2 separate regions of the Homo sapiens genome follow, and region 2 is linked to region 1. Evidence: chromatin contacts called from ENCODE Hi-C data. All regions are on one chromosome and are shown on one strand. The core of a region is the stretch at or near the end of the contact, and the rest is flanking DNA. Distances in the headings are between cores, read along the strand shown.

Region 1 (6,339 bases), core at 2,195-4,694:
AGCAAAATCTTCAAAGCCAAAACTCCCAGGCCAATCTCATTTGATAGGTAAGTCAGAATCAGCTAGAGCCGGAAATGAAACTACAGATCACGTATTTCCATTCTCTCAATTTAAAGATGTAGAAACTAGCCGGGTGTGGTGGTGCATGCCTACAGTCCCAGACACTTGGGAGGCTGAGGTAGGAGGATCACTGAGCCCAGGAGTTTGAGACCAGCCTGGGCCACACAGCAAGACCCTGTCTCTTTTAAGGGAGAAAAAACAACAACAGCAAGATAAACTAGGTCCAGAAAGGTTAACTGGCTTCTCCAAGGGCACTAAGCAAATCAGTGACAGAGCTGAGTGGAAACCCAGGTCACCGAGTACAGTGTTCTTCCCAAAACCAAGCTGCTCCCCCCGGCCAATGTTCTCCATTCTAGAAAGGCCTGATGGTTTCTACAATTACAGTGACCGCCCCAACCACTGTGTCTTTTCTCTAAGAGCCCTCACATGTACCATTCTCCCTAGGTGGAAATCCCGTCCCTCTGCTGAACTGTACTGCAGTTCTTTACGGGAGAAACTTTATCTGCAAAGTCTTCCCAGCCAAGCTCCCCCACGCTGCTCCCACCAGTGCTCACTGTCACTGTGGCGTCCATGCATCCCCAGGTTTCTACACGTCCTGTTCTGTTCCCTTCCCTGCCATCATAAACTAAGAGCACAATCGGATCGTGATTAAAGGTGCTACAGTCTGTACTAACTAATTTCTCCTAAGATTTTTTTAAGCATGGAAGTACCAAATTAAATAATAAAGGCAACACTGGAGGCTGAGATGGGAGGATTGCTTAAAGCCAGGAGTTCAAGACCAGCCTGAGGAACATAGCGAGACCCCATCTCTACAGAAATAAATAAATAACAAAGGCCACATTTGAGAAGATAAGCTAAGAACTGGGAGGGTGTTTTCAAGGAGGTGACTGCATAAAGTTTGCCGTATGGTTCATGTGGCATCTCCTTAGAGGATCACTTTTACTATGTGGTTTCCAAGAAATTTAATTACCTTTTTCTCCATCTCCGCCTTCGGCACACAGACATCCTCTTCTGGCTTCCGCCTTTATCATGGCCATTTTCACCAGCGCTGCCTAGGTTCTAGCTAGAATACTATCCTCCAAGGAGGCAAGACAAGTTTTCTACATTGTAGCAATAATGTCAGGAGTGCCTTTTCTTCTAACACAATAGAAAGTAGAATATCAGGGATGCTGGACTAGCTCTTCCAAGGAGAATCGAATAGGCTTAAATGGTCCCTCAAAGGACACACATAGGGAGAGGAACTCTGCGTCACTTATTAAATATTCCAACTCTTCTCCCTTACCTACCATATTCCCCATTTCACCATCCCTGGAATATAGTAACTAACTCATGAAGTCATTAAAAACAGGGTTCAACATGTAAAATTGCTTTTTAAATATAATTCTATGATATTATGTTTACTGTGTCAGAAGCCACCCAGAAAACCCACCCAAAAATTTGCAGGTCCAAGCTAACTTGTGAGGTGATGAAGACATTGCTGAACTTACCCCTGGAGCTCAGCAGAACTTAAAATGCAGAATCAGTAAAGATGAGAACCAAGAATAGGTGACGAACCCCTGGAGAGTAAAGCCTTTTCTCTTTCCCTTTAGTAACTATAAACCCCCCCCAGTTAGTACCAAATGGATAAACCAAGGCACAGTAAATACAAGCCCTGGTCTCACCATCCTGTGATGAAATACAGAGGAAGAATGTTCTATCAAAACAGCCAAGGAAAGAAACAGGAGAGCTATTTTTAATCCTGCAGAACAAAAGAAATGGCCAAACAGTTAAAATGCTGGCTGATCAGTTAAAATGTTTCCCCATTATTTTAATGGGTATGGTGTTTCAGATATGCGGCTGGCATTTGGAAGACGAAACAGTTTTGGATATCTCTTTGACAACAATGTGAATCTACTTAATATTACTGAACTGACCACTTTAAAATGTGTTTACTACAATAAATTATTTTTCACATTAAAAGTGTCTATTTTCAAGGGTTGTAATGATTAAATGAAGCAGTGGCACACAGTAAATGCCACATGAAAACATTTATCTTACAATTATTTCATCTTCCTCACAATGATAGTTTGTGGAAAAACTGCGAAGTGTCCTTTTCAAAATTCGGAGGTTTCTAAACGATAGAAATTCAAATGCTTTTAATATATGGCCTGCTGTGTTCATGTGCCAATAAAACTATCTGCAAGAACTATTTGGAAATCCAGGTTACTACTTACAAAGCTTTACCACTTAAGGTTTCAACCCAGAGCTTAAGTCTTAGACTAAGGCAATAAGGGACTCTACTAAAAACCTCCACCCCAACCTTTTCTCTCTTTTCTTCTCACTTTCTCTCCTCCTCTTTTGTATTTCCTTTTCACTGTGAGCATTGAGCTGTGAGCACAGAAATCTGAACTTTGCCAAGATGCTCTGGGACAGAAGAGGAAGGGGGGAAAAACAGCAGAAAAGGCAGCTAATCAGCATAGGGCAGGGAGACCAGTTACCACTGCCCCTCTGCAGCTTCAGAGAGTAGCTGAAGGGAGTAACAGGATTTGCCGCCTTTGCAGCTGGCATCACAGCTCATTAGGGAAAAGTCTGTTCAACATCCTTCCACCTTCTCCACCCTCAACGACAAATCCTTCGAGCCGTGCAGTGGCTGCTGGGAAAACAACTCAGAAGTGAGCAAGGGGACTAGCCCCAACCTCTCACAGCAGCGGGAACAAGCAGAAGAAACAGGGCCTTTACATACCTCTTAAGAAAAGCAGTTTACCATTCTGCACTTCGGCAAGTCCTGCCTGCCTAATACACGAAGATAATTTCCAGACTGGAGACAGTCAAGTGACATATGCAGGATATTGCTAAATGCCTTTATTGTAACCCTACCAACCCATTTAACACAACTTTTCTTAAATAACATTACAGGTACCTTTTCTTGTTTGATGTGTTTCTAATCCCTGTATAAATTTTCATTAATCTTTTGCTAAAGAGGTAGTAAAGAGAAACTCTTTTCTTCAACTTCTGATTAAGGATCGAGATCACAGATCTGTACTACTGCCATTCGGTCACTGTAATTCCTTTGAGTGTATTTAAGGAGGGGGAAAATGTTTAAAGAAAAAAAAATCGTGTTTGTTGTATTTTATGTAAGAGGGTTACAAATCTTCCTAATTTGCACGGGGACCAACTACTACGTAGTATCTCTGTCAAAGGACAGAGATCTTCTGTATAGGACCCGGAACCGCAAGGACACAAAGGAGATGCAAAGCAGGCCTCTTGAAGGACTGTCCCAGCTGCTATCCAAGAGAGAATGCCTGGAGTGTGGGCTCAGAATACAGAAAGAAAAAAAGCACACTGGCCTCCAGAAGGCTCCCCTGACTTTGACAGCTGATGCTTTCTAACTTGGTATAAATTAATTTAATCCCAAAGGCATGCCCCATGCCAATTTACACTGTAAAGTATAAATCAGCTCAAGTGGGTATAATGGTGAGGGACCTGAAACCAGCTACATAACACTTTCAGTTGGCCAAGAGATGGATCCCAGGAGTCCCCAAAGGCTGGCCAGGTCCGTGTTGCTGCTTTGCTGGAACCATGTCATTCCTCTCAGCCTTGCATCAAACAGCTGTGTCACTGGCTCGATGCTGAGTAACACAGAAAGGAAACCAAAATAGCTCCTCCCCTCAAATATGACTACAACTCTAAATATTAGGTTAACTGGAAAATACTAATTATACCAATATATGTGTAAATCTAGAATAGGGTTTTCTGAAAATGTGTGAATTACTAAAACTGTCTCCAGAAGTTAAAAAAGGCTAAGAAGAAGTTCCATGAGTCTTCTCCCATAAAAAATGTCCATATGGCCAGGCGTGGTGGCTCACACCTGTAATCCCAGCACTTTGGGAGGCTGAGGCAGGTGGATCACCTGAGGTCAGGAGTTCGAGACCCACCTGGCCAACATGGTGAAACCCTGTCTCTACTAAAATGCAAATATTAGCCAGGAGTGGTGGCGGGTGCCTGTAATCCCAACTACCGGGGAGGCTGAGGCAGGAGAATCGCCTGAACCCGGGAGGCAGAGGTTGCAGTGAGCCGAGATCACACCCACTGCATTCTAACCTGGGCGACAGAGCCAGAGTGTCTCAGAAACAATCAAACAAACAAACAAACAACAACAACAATAAAAAACCCCACACTCATATTAACAATTCCTGAGCACTGCGAAAGTTGGAAACTATGCAACATGCTCTAGGTTTGTTTAATCCATTTTGATTATCCTTTCTTTGTTCAAAAGTCTTTGGTGTCTTCCAGTACCTAACACAATTTCCTAGGTGACTAGAACAATTATACTAGGTGACTAGTATACTGGACAAGCATGGCCAGAGACAAAATCTGGAAAAGCAGGTTCGCAGCTGACCACAGACAGCCTCAGATACCAGATGGAATCATCTGGACTTCATCGCTTAGACCCAATTTTCCAATTAGGATGTGAGTGTTCCCTGGGTTCCACGGTGTGTGGCTGGAATATAAAAAGCCACAGGGTAAAAATGGCACAGGTTCCTAGAGTTTTACTTTGACTTTGTATTGCTGTTGCTTGTTGTTTGGGATGATATTTTTACCTTAAATACTTGCATGACTCTTACAGATAAAATGGGAGATGTCATTAGAGAATTTATGTTCAGAGCTGCTTTGGAATACAGCTCCAGGCCTCTGAGGTTTGGAGTCATCATTCTCTTGCTACTAGGAGATCACTGCTGAATTAGTTGGAAATTGTGTTAAGTACTGGGGAGTCACCAAAGACTTTTGAACAAAGAAAAGAAAGAATAATCAAACTTGGAAGGTTAATTTGGATGTGGTCTGCAGAACACACTGTTAGTTAGGGAGAGAGACTGGAGGGTGAGAAGAACCCTGGTCTAGTCTGGGAAGAGGTGACGGGGCCAGTGCTAGAAATGACAGTGGAAATGGAAAGAAATTATGAAAGAACAGTTTCAGACACACAGTCAGTAAGGGTTTTGCAACTAACTGCAGGTGGAGAAAAACGGACAAGGAAAATTTTAGTTAAGTTTTAATCCTGTCCAGGAAAAGAAAAGATTATAGTATCTTTAACGGATAAACAGAAATAGGGGAGATAAAAGGTAGGGGGATGGTGAGTGATGCCAGAGATAAGGTCCTAGAAGTTTAACGTGGGACTTCATCTTTCGATGTTCTAGGTCTGGTTGCTCTTACATGATTGTGTCCTGGTCTCCTGTGTAAGAATAATGAAAATGTGCATAGACAGAATTTTTTTTTCTTTTTTTTTTTTTTTTGAGACGGAGTCTCTGCAACCTCCACCTCTTAAGTTCAAGCAATTCTCCAGCTTCAGCCACCCGAGTAGCTGGGACTACAGTCGTGCACCACCATGCCCAGCTATTTTTTTTATTTTTAGTAGAGATGGGGTTTCACCATGTTGGTCAGGCTGGTTTCAAACTCCTGACCTCAAATGATCTGCCTGCCTCAGCCTCCCAAAGTGTTGGGATTACATGCGTGAGCCACCATGCCTGGCCCACAGAAAATTTTATATATAATTTCAGTGTGTGTGTCTTTGAGTGTGGTAGGTTCCTGTGATTGAATCAATTCAATCAGCTCAGCATCTTAGGACCTGTGATAGTGGGAAGCCACACGAGCAGAAAGGCAGCTGTGGCATCTGAAGGCATACTATGTGCCAGGCTCTGTTATGTGCTGGGGACACAAAGAAGAAAAAGAGGACCCTGCCCTCAAATAGCAAAGATCTAGGAGGGAGGACAGGCAAAAAACCAGTAACCTTTTCCATGCAATGTGATGGACGCCACGGCAGAGGCATGCTGCTATGAGGACAGCAATAGCTGAAAGGCCAGCTGAAATGCCAGCAGGCATGCAAGAGAAGAGGGCAACAGCACAGGACTCCAGCAACATGCAGGTCACCGCCAAGGAAGAAATGCTAAGGTGAACGTGTGAATGAAGATTTCCAGATATGCTTGAAATCCAATCAAGAAGAAATCTGGAAAGGTAGGACAATTAGGAACAGCCTGGGTAGGATTATAATGAAGAAAAGAGAACTGGATTCTTACTGGAAAAAAAAAAAAAAAACAATGTTATCATCAAAAGAGGATGCGCTGTATGCTGTCCATCATGGGAAAGAGGTCCCAAGATAAAAACTGGCAGTAATCATCCCCCCTGCTTGGGGAGAGACAGTGATGACGCGCTGTCGCGGGCCAAGAATACTTTATCAGCCCTGGGAGAAATGACCCCGTCGAAACTAATTCTTCCCCTTCTAATTCTCAACTCCTAGTATTAGAAGGG
Region 2 (6,339 bases), core at 1,256-3,755, 91 kb before region 1:
TAAACACAGAGGCCAGGTGCGGTGGCTCACGCCTGTAATCCTTGTGCTTTGGGAGGCTGAGGTGGGAGGATCACTAGAGCCTGGGAGTTTGAGACCAGCCTGGGAAACATCCAAGACCCCATCTCTTTATTTTTTGAGACGGAGCTTCACTCTTGTTGCCCAGGCTGGAGTGCAATGGCACGATCTCGGCTCACTGAAACCTCTACCTCCTGGGTTCAAGTGATTCTCCTGCCTCAGCCTCCGGAGAAGCTGGGATTACAGGCATGCCCCATCATGCCCGGCTAATTTTGTGTTTTTAGTAGAGACGGGGTTTCTCCATGTTTGTCAGGCTGGTCTTGAACTCCCCACCTCAGGTGATCTGCCTGCCTCGGCCTCCCAAAGTGCTGGTATTACAGGCGTGAGCCAACACACCTGTCCAAAAATTTTTTTAAAAAATTACTCAAAAAAACCCCAAACAAAAAATTAGCCAGGCGCTGCGGTGTGTGTCTGTAGTTCTAGCTACTTGGGAGGTCGAGGAAGGAGGATCATTTGAGCCCTGGGGTTGGAGGCTGCAGTGAGCTATGATCATACCACTGCACTTCAACTTGGCAAGACCCTATCTCTATTAAAAAATAGAAAATTTGGCAGGGCGTGGTGGCTCACGCCTGTAATCCCAGCACTTTGGGAGCCCGAGGTGGGTGGATCACGAGGTCAGGAGATCGAGACCATCCTGGCCAACATGGCAAAACCCCGTCTCTACTAAAAAATACAAAAAATTAGCTGGGTATAGTGGCAGGCACCTGTAGTCCCAGCTACTCGGGAGGCTGAGGCAGGAGAATGGCGTGAACCCGGGGGGGCGGAGTTTACAGTGAACCGAGATTGTGCCACTGTACTCCAGCCTGGGTGACAGAGCAAGACTGTCTCAAAAACAAAACAAAACAAAACAAAACAAAAACAGAATGAGTCTGCACAGAGTGACAAATGAGGCTGCAGGCAGAAATAAGAGCATCCCGAGGGAGGGCTCCTGGGCTCAAGCGATCCACCCACCTCACCCTCCTGAGTAGCTGGGATCACAGGTGCACACCATCAACCTGGCTAATTAAAACAATTATTTTTTTGTAGAGGTGGGGCCTCATTATGTTGCCTGGGCCTGATTTTTTTTTTTTGGAGACAGAGTCTTGCTCTGTCCCCCAGGCTGGAGTGCACTGGCTCAATCTTGGCTCACTACAACGTCCATCTCCCAGGTTCAAGTGAGTTTCCTGCCTCAGCCTCCCGAGTAGCTGGGACTACCACACCTGCTACCACGCCTGGCTAATTTTTTGTATTTTTAGTATAGATGGGGTTTCACGTTAGCCAGGATGGTCTCCATCTCTTGACCTCGTGATCCGCCCGCCTTGGCCTCCCAAAGTGCTGGGATTACAGGTGTGAGCCACCGCGCCCCAGCCAACTTAAGTCCTTTCTAAAAATTTTTTTTACTTTATATAAACTGTTTGTATTCTTTTTTCTATGCTATGCCTCAGGTTTGAAGATGTTCAGCTCAGATTACCTGCATCTAAGGACCAAAATGTAAATGCCAGGGCCATTCTTCCAGGTCAGTTTGCATCAGAACCATGCAGGTTGCATCTGTTGCTAGTTACAAGAGAGAGCTAGGCCCTTCTTCAGTTTAAGGTCTTAGGCGGGATGCCAAAATCTGCATTTCCAGCAAGTTCCCAGATGATGGCCAGGCTACATTGTGAGAACATCACAATAGATCATGTGAGTGAGAATGATCAGGGCAGGCTGAGGTGGTGGGGAGAGGAACACCATCACTTCTCCCAAGCTGCAGTTTCTGCAGATCTACGCTGCCTTTGGGAAATGTTTAGCATCACACTGGACATAATTACTTGCGCTGCATTTTCTGAATTACACAGTCTTCGTCTTAGAGTGGAGCCAGGGCAAAAGAGGAATTCAAGCTGGAACAAGGAGTCCGAGAAGACGCGACTGCTGGACAGAACAAGCGATGAAGCCAGTCCCCAAACTGATGAGCCCGCAGCTCCATCCAAATTAAATGGGCTGAGAACACCAACACTCCACCCTCCCGGTACGATTGCATGGCAGGGAGGAACCAAAAATATTTTTCCTTCATCTGCTATCTCAGCTAAGCAGTACACTCTTTCTAGCACCTCACTAGAGTCCAGTTTTTCTGTATTCTGTATTCACAATACAGGTTTATTATGAACTCTGAGCAGATGAGGCTATTTTTCCCCCTTTTGGTTTCTTAGTAACTAGGCAAAGTACAAGGCTCACGGTGGGTATTTAATAAATACTTACTGACAACTTGCCTGCAAGCGAGTCGACGTTCATCTCAGTTGTTGAGGCACTCACGGGCCAGGCTTCACTCGACTCTTCTCACTGCCTACTCAGTTCCTTCTCAAAGCAAAGCCCGTGGATATATCCAAGGAACTGGCTTCATTGCTTTTAAAAATTCTGTCCAGCTTTAACTGGCTAGAATAGGGGTCCTCGTCCTTGTCATATGCTGTCCAGAATGAAGTCCAAATCCAGGATTCTGGGAGCATGTCATGCTTTCTCGAACCTGCAGGAGTCTCAAGGGCACCTGCATTGATATGCATGTCATGGCTGTAGAAGGGGGCTGGCATTGCAGCACACAATAGCCAAATCTGGGGATTTTCCAGATGCCTTCGCCTTCTTGGCTAGTATTTTTCACTGAAGGTTTTTTATAAAACTGCTTAAGGAAACTAGGGGAGTGAGCATTGCTAGCAGAAAGGGGACTAAAATAGATGCACAGAGGTCCCTTAAAAGTCCAAAGGAACACCACGAGGCCAGGGAAACATCTGCAGGGTCAATGCAGAGAAATCAACAGCAGTTGTGGGGGAGGACAGTGAAGGCAGCCACACAGCAGGCAGCTGCTGCTGGGTCACCCAGGGCTCTGCCGCGGCTCCATGAGCGCCCAGAAGGAAAGGTCCCATGATACCTCTTGCATAACAACTGCATGACATAGGCCGTTCACCTTCCAGGAAGATTCCAGGGTAAAGATCAGCCCCCAAATAGCCCGTCTGGATGGTTATTTTCTCAATTCCGTTGGTAGCACTCTCAGAGAACATAGAGTATAGCAAAATGGAGCCCACAAAGGGGCTGATTTATAAAACTTGCGTTGCCTTTCCTTCCAGTAACACGAATTGGTTTAGAGACAAGAGACATTAATCTTTAACAAGAGAAGCACCTATGGATGTCTCCAAATGTCAAAATAGAAAGTTGATCAGAACTTTTGAGACTAATCTACAGTAACAATGTATAGCTTCCTGTCTCCCTAAATCTTGCCCGAGTAGCTTTTATGCTCTTATTTTAAGAAGCTCACTGTGTAGGATTATCTGTGTAAGATATATTTACCCAGGATGCTTAACAAGCGTTAAACAGTAACAGTTCCAAAAATAGAGCCACATTTACACTGCCTACTGCACTGTTTTGAAACAGTTAACCAGTGGAAGATGCTAACTTTTGGTACATATATTTGTTGCTGGTTTTGGCCCGAAGAAGATAAATCTGGAAGCACTCTAAATGGCTAAGTTCCTTATAAAAAATAAAGGCCGGGCACAGTGGCTCACGCCTGTAATTCCTAGCACTTCGGGAGGCTGAGGCAGACAGATCACTTGAGCTCAGTTCTAGACCAGCCTGGGCAACATCGTGAGACAAAAAATTAGCTGGGTGTGGTGGGGTGCCCCTGTAGTCCCAGCTGCTTGGGAGGCTGTGGTGAGAGGACTGCTTGAGCCCGGGAGATTGAGGCTGCAGTGAGCTGAGACCATGCCACTGTACCTAGCCTGGGCAACAGAGTGAAACCCTGTCTCAAGAAAAATTAAAGCCTATCTTTTTTTTTTTTTTTCATGTTGTGAGAATTTAATAAGTCAATGAACATAAGGTGCTTAGAACCAAGCTTAGGGTATGGAAAACAGAGAATAGATGTTTCTTGTTATTCTTTTTTTTTTTTTAATTTATTTTTTTATTGATAATTCTTGGGTGTTTCTCACAGAGGGGGATTTGGCAGGGTCATGGGACAATAGTGGAGGGAAGGTCAGCAGATAAACAAGTGAACAAAGGTCTCTGGTTTTCCTAGGCAGAGGACCCTGCGGCCTTCCGCAGTGTTTGTGTCCCTGGGTACTTGAGATTAGGGAGTGGTGATGACACTTAACGAGCATGCTGCCTTCAAGCGTCTGTTTAACAAAGCACATCTTGCACCGCCCTTAATCCATTTAACCCTGAGTGGACACAGCACATGTTTCAGAGAGCACAGGGTTGGGGGTAAGGTCACCGATCAACAGGATCCCAAGGCAGAAGAATTTTTCTTAGTGCAGAACAAAATGAAAAGTCTCCCATGTCTACTTCTTTCTACACAGACACGGCAACCATCCGATTTCTCAATCTTTTCCCCACCTTTCCCGCCTTTCTATTCCACAAAACTGCCACTGTCATCATGGCCCGTTCTCAATGAGCTGTTGGGCACACCTCCCAGACGGGGTGGTGGCCGGGCAGAGGGGCTCCTCACTTCCCAGTAGGGGCGGCCGGGCAGAGGCGCCCCTCACCTCCCGGACGGGGTGGCTGGCCGGGCGGGGGGCTGACCCCCCACCTCCCTCCCGGACGGGGTGGCTGCCGGGCGGAGGGGCTCCTCACTTCTCAGACGGGGTGGTTGCCAGGCAGAGGGTCTCCTCACTTCTCAGACGGGCCGGCTGGGCAGAGACGCTCCTCACCTCCCAGACGGGGTCGCGGCCGGGCAGAGGCGCTCCTCACATCCCAGACGGGGCGGCGGGGCAGAGGCGCTCCCCACATCTCAGACGATGGGCGGCCGGGCAGAGACGCTCCTCACTTCCTAGATGGGATGGCGGCCGGGCGGAGACGCTCCTCACTTTCCAGACTGGGCAGCCAGGCAGAGGGGCTCCTCACATCCCAGACGATGGGCGGCCAGGCAGAGACGCTCCTCACTTCCCAGACGGGGTGGCAGCCGGGCAGAGGCTGCAATCTCAGCACTTTGGGAGGCCAAGGCAAGCGGCTGGGAGGTGGAGGTTGTAGCGAGCCGAGATCACGCCACTGCACTCCAGCCTGGGCACCATTGAGCACTGAGTGAACGAGACTCCGTCTGCAATCCCGGCACTTCGGGAGGCCGAGGCTGGCGGATCACTCGCGGTTAGGAGCTGGAGACCAGCCCGGCCAACACAGCGAAACCCCGTCTCCACCAAAACCAGTCAGGCGTGGCGGCGCGTGCCTGCAATCGCAGGCACTCGGCAGGCTGAGGCAGGAGAATCAGGCAGGGAGGTTGCAGTGAGCCGAGATGGCAGCAGTACAGTCCAGCTTCGGCTCCGCATGAGAGGGAGACCGTGGAAAGAGAGGGAGACCGTGAGGAGAGGGAGAGGGAGAGGGAGAGGGAGAGCTAAAGCCTATCAATAGCTAAATATGTCAAAAAACATTCTGGCCTTTGTTTGGTGAGAATTCATGTCACGGTAGGAGGAAATCTGAAAGTTAGGAATCAAAGTTTGCATGCATTTTAAGGGTGTGCTGCTGATATGCACAGGGAGTGGGTTTGCTAACGCCATCCCAGCCACTGATGCAGCTGGACTGGGCTCTAGGAAAGCTGACAGAACAGTGAAGGAAGCCAGGCCAGAGTGGTGCTCCCCCCACCCACTGGGAGAATCCATCGAGATGCACAATTTGAGTAGCATCATGTCTGATCTGGGGTTTACTAGTGATTTTTTAAGACAGGATCTCACACTCTTGCCCAGGCTGGAGTGCAGTGGTGCGATCTCTGCTCACTGCAACCTCTGCCTGCAGGGTTTAAGCAATTCTCCTGCTTCAGCTTCCTAAGTAGCTGAGATCACAAGCGTGTGCCACCATGCCCGGCTAATTTTTGTATTTTTGGTAGAGACGGTTTCACCATGCTGGCCAGGCTGATCTCAAACTCCTGACATCAAGTGAGCCACCGTGCCCAGCCTGATTTTTCACTTTAAAGTTGATTTTTGTTTTGTTTCAGAAATTACACTGAAATGCAACTACTAAACAAGAAAGTACGGTTGGCATAAAATGTTTTATCATAGAAACACTTTTCATGGGAGAATAACTGAACAGTTTTAAAATAATACCAGGATAAAAGGCTCAAAAATTTGTTAGCCAGTAACAACAGAGTATCAGTGGGGACAATCAGACACCAAACAACTGGAGGTTAAAAGGAGAGTGAACAGATCACTGCCTAGAAAGGGACAGCCCCAAGCATGGGTTTGGAAACGGGTACTAATTGTGGTGAAATTTTTATGGAATGAGGATTACTTCCACAGCCAATTACAGATGCTCCTCAGCTTCCAGTGGGGTCACCTCCGGATA

The links. A loop is a pair of places that touch in the nucleus more often than their neighbours do. Pooled maps may share reads with other maps.
Region 2: a map of gastrocnemius medialis shows a loop between it and region 1 (5-fold over the local background). The contact joins the promoter of SLC25A18 here to the enhancer-like site in region 1. A Hi-C loop is called at or near these places in 1 of 168 maps with a recorded cell type or tissue (gastrocnemius medialis) and 1 of 50 pooled maps.

The regions. Positions count from the first base shown.
Region 1 is chr22:17,469,381-17,475,719 of GRCh38, reverse strand. All of the region lies in intron 1 of CECR2 (CECR2 histone acetyl-lysine reader), which reads right to left. Among named protein-coding and RNA genes, the nearest start is that of SLC25A18, 91 kb to the left of the region's middle. RefSeq lists an enhancer at 1-52. Within about 2 kb of position 3,444, at least 4 of the 41 ENCODE cell types and tissues checked have a DNase peak (open chromatin) inside an H3K27ac peak, as active enhancers do; they include gastrocnemius medialis, where a contact is called at or near this core.
Region 2 is chr22:17,559,664-17,566,002 of GRCh38, reverse strand. It overlaps SLC25A18 (solute carrier family 25 member 18), which reads right to left and starts at 2,505. Exons shown (of 11, transcript NM_031481.3): 1 at 2,290-2,505. It overlaps LOC105372850 (a long non-coding RNA gene), which reads left to right. Exons shown (of 3, transcript XR_001755420.2): 2 at 1,500-1,734; 3 at 1,890-2,306. RefSeq lists a silencer at 2,440-2,734.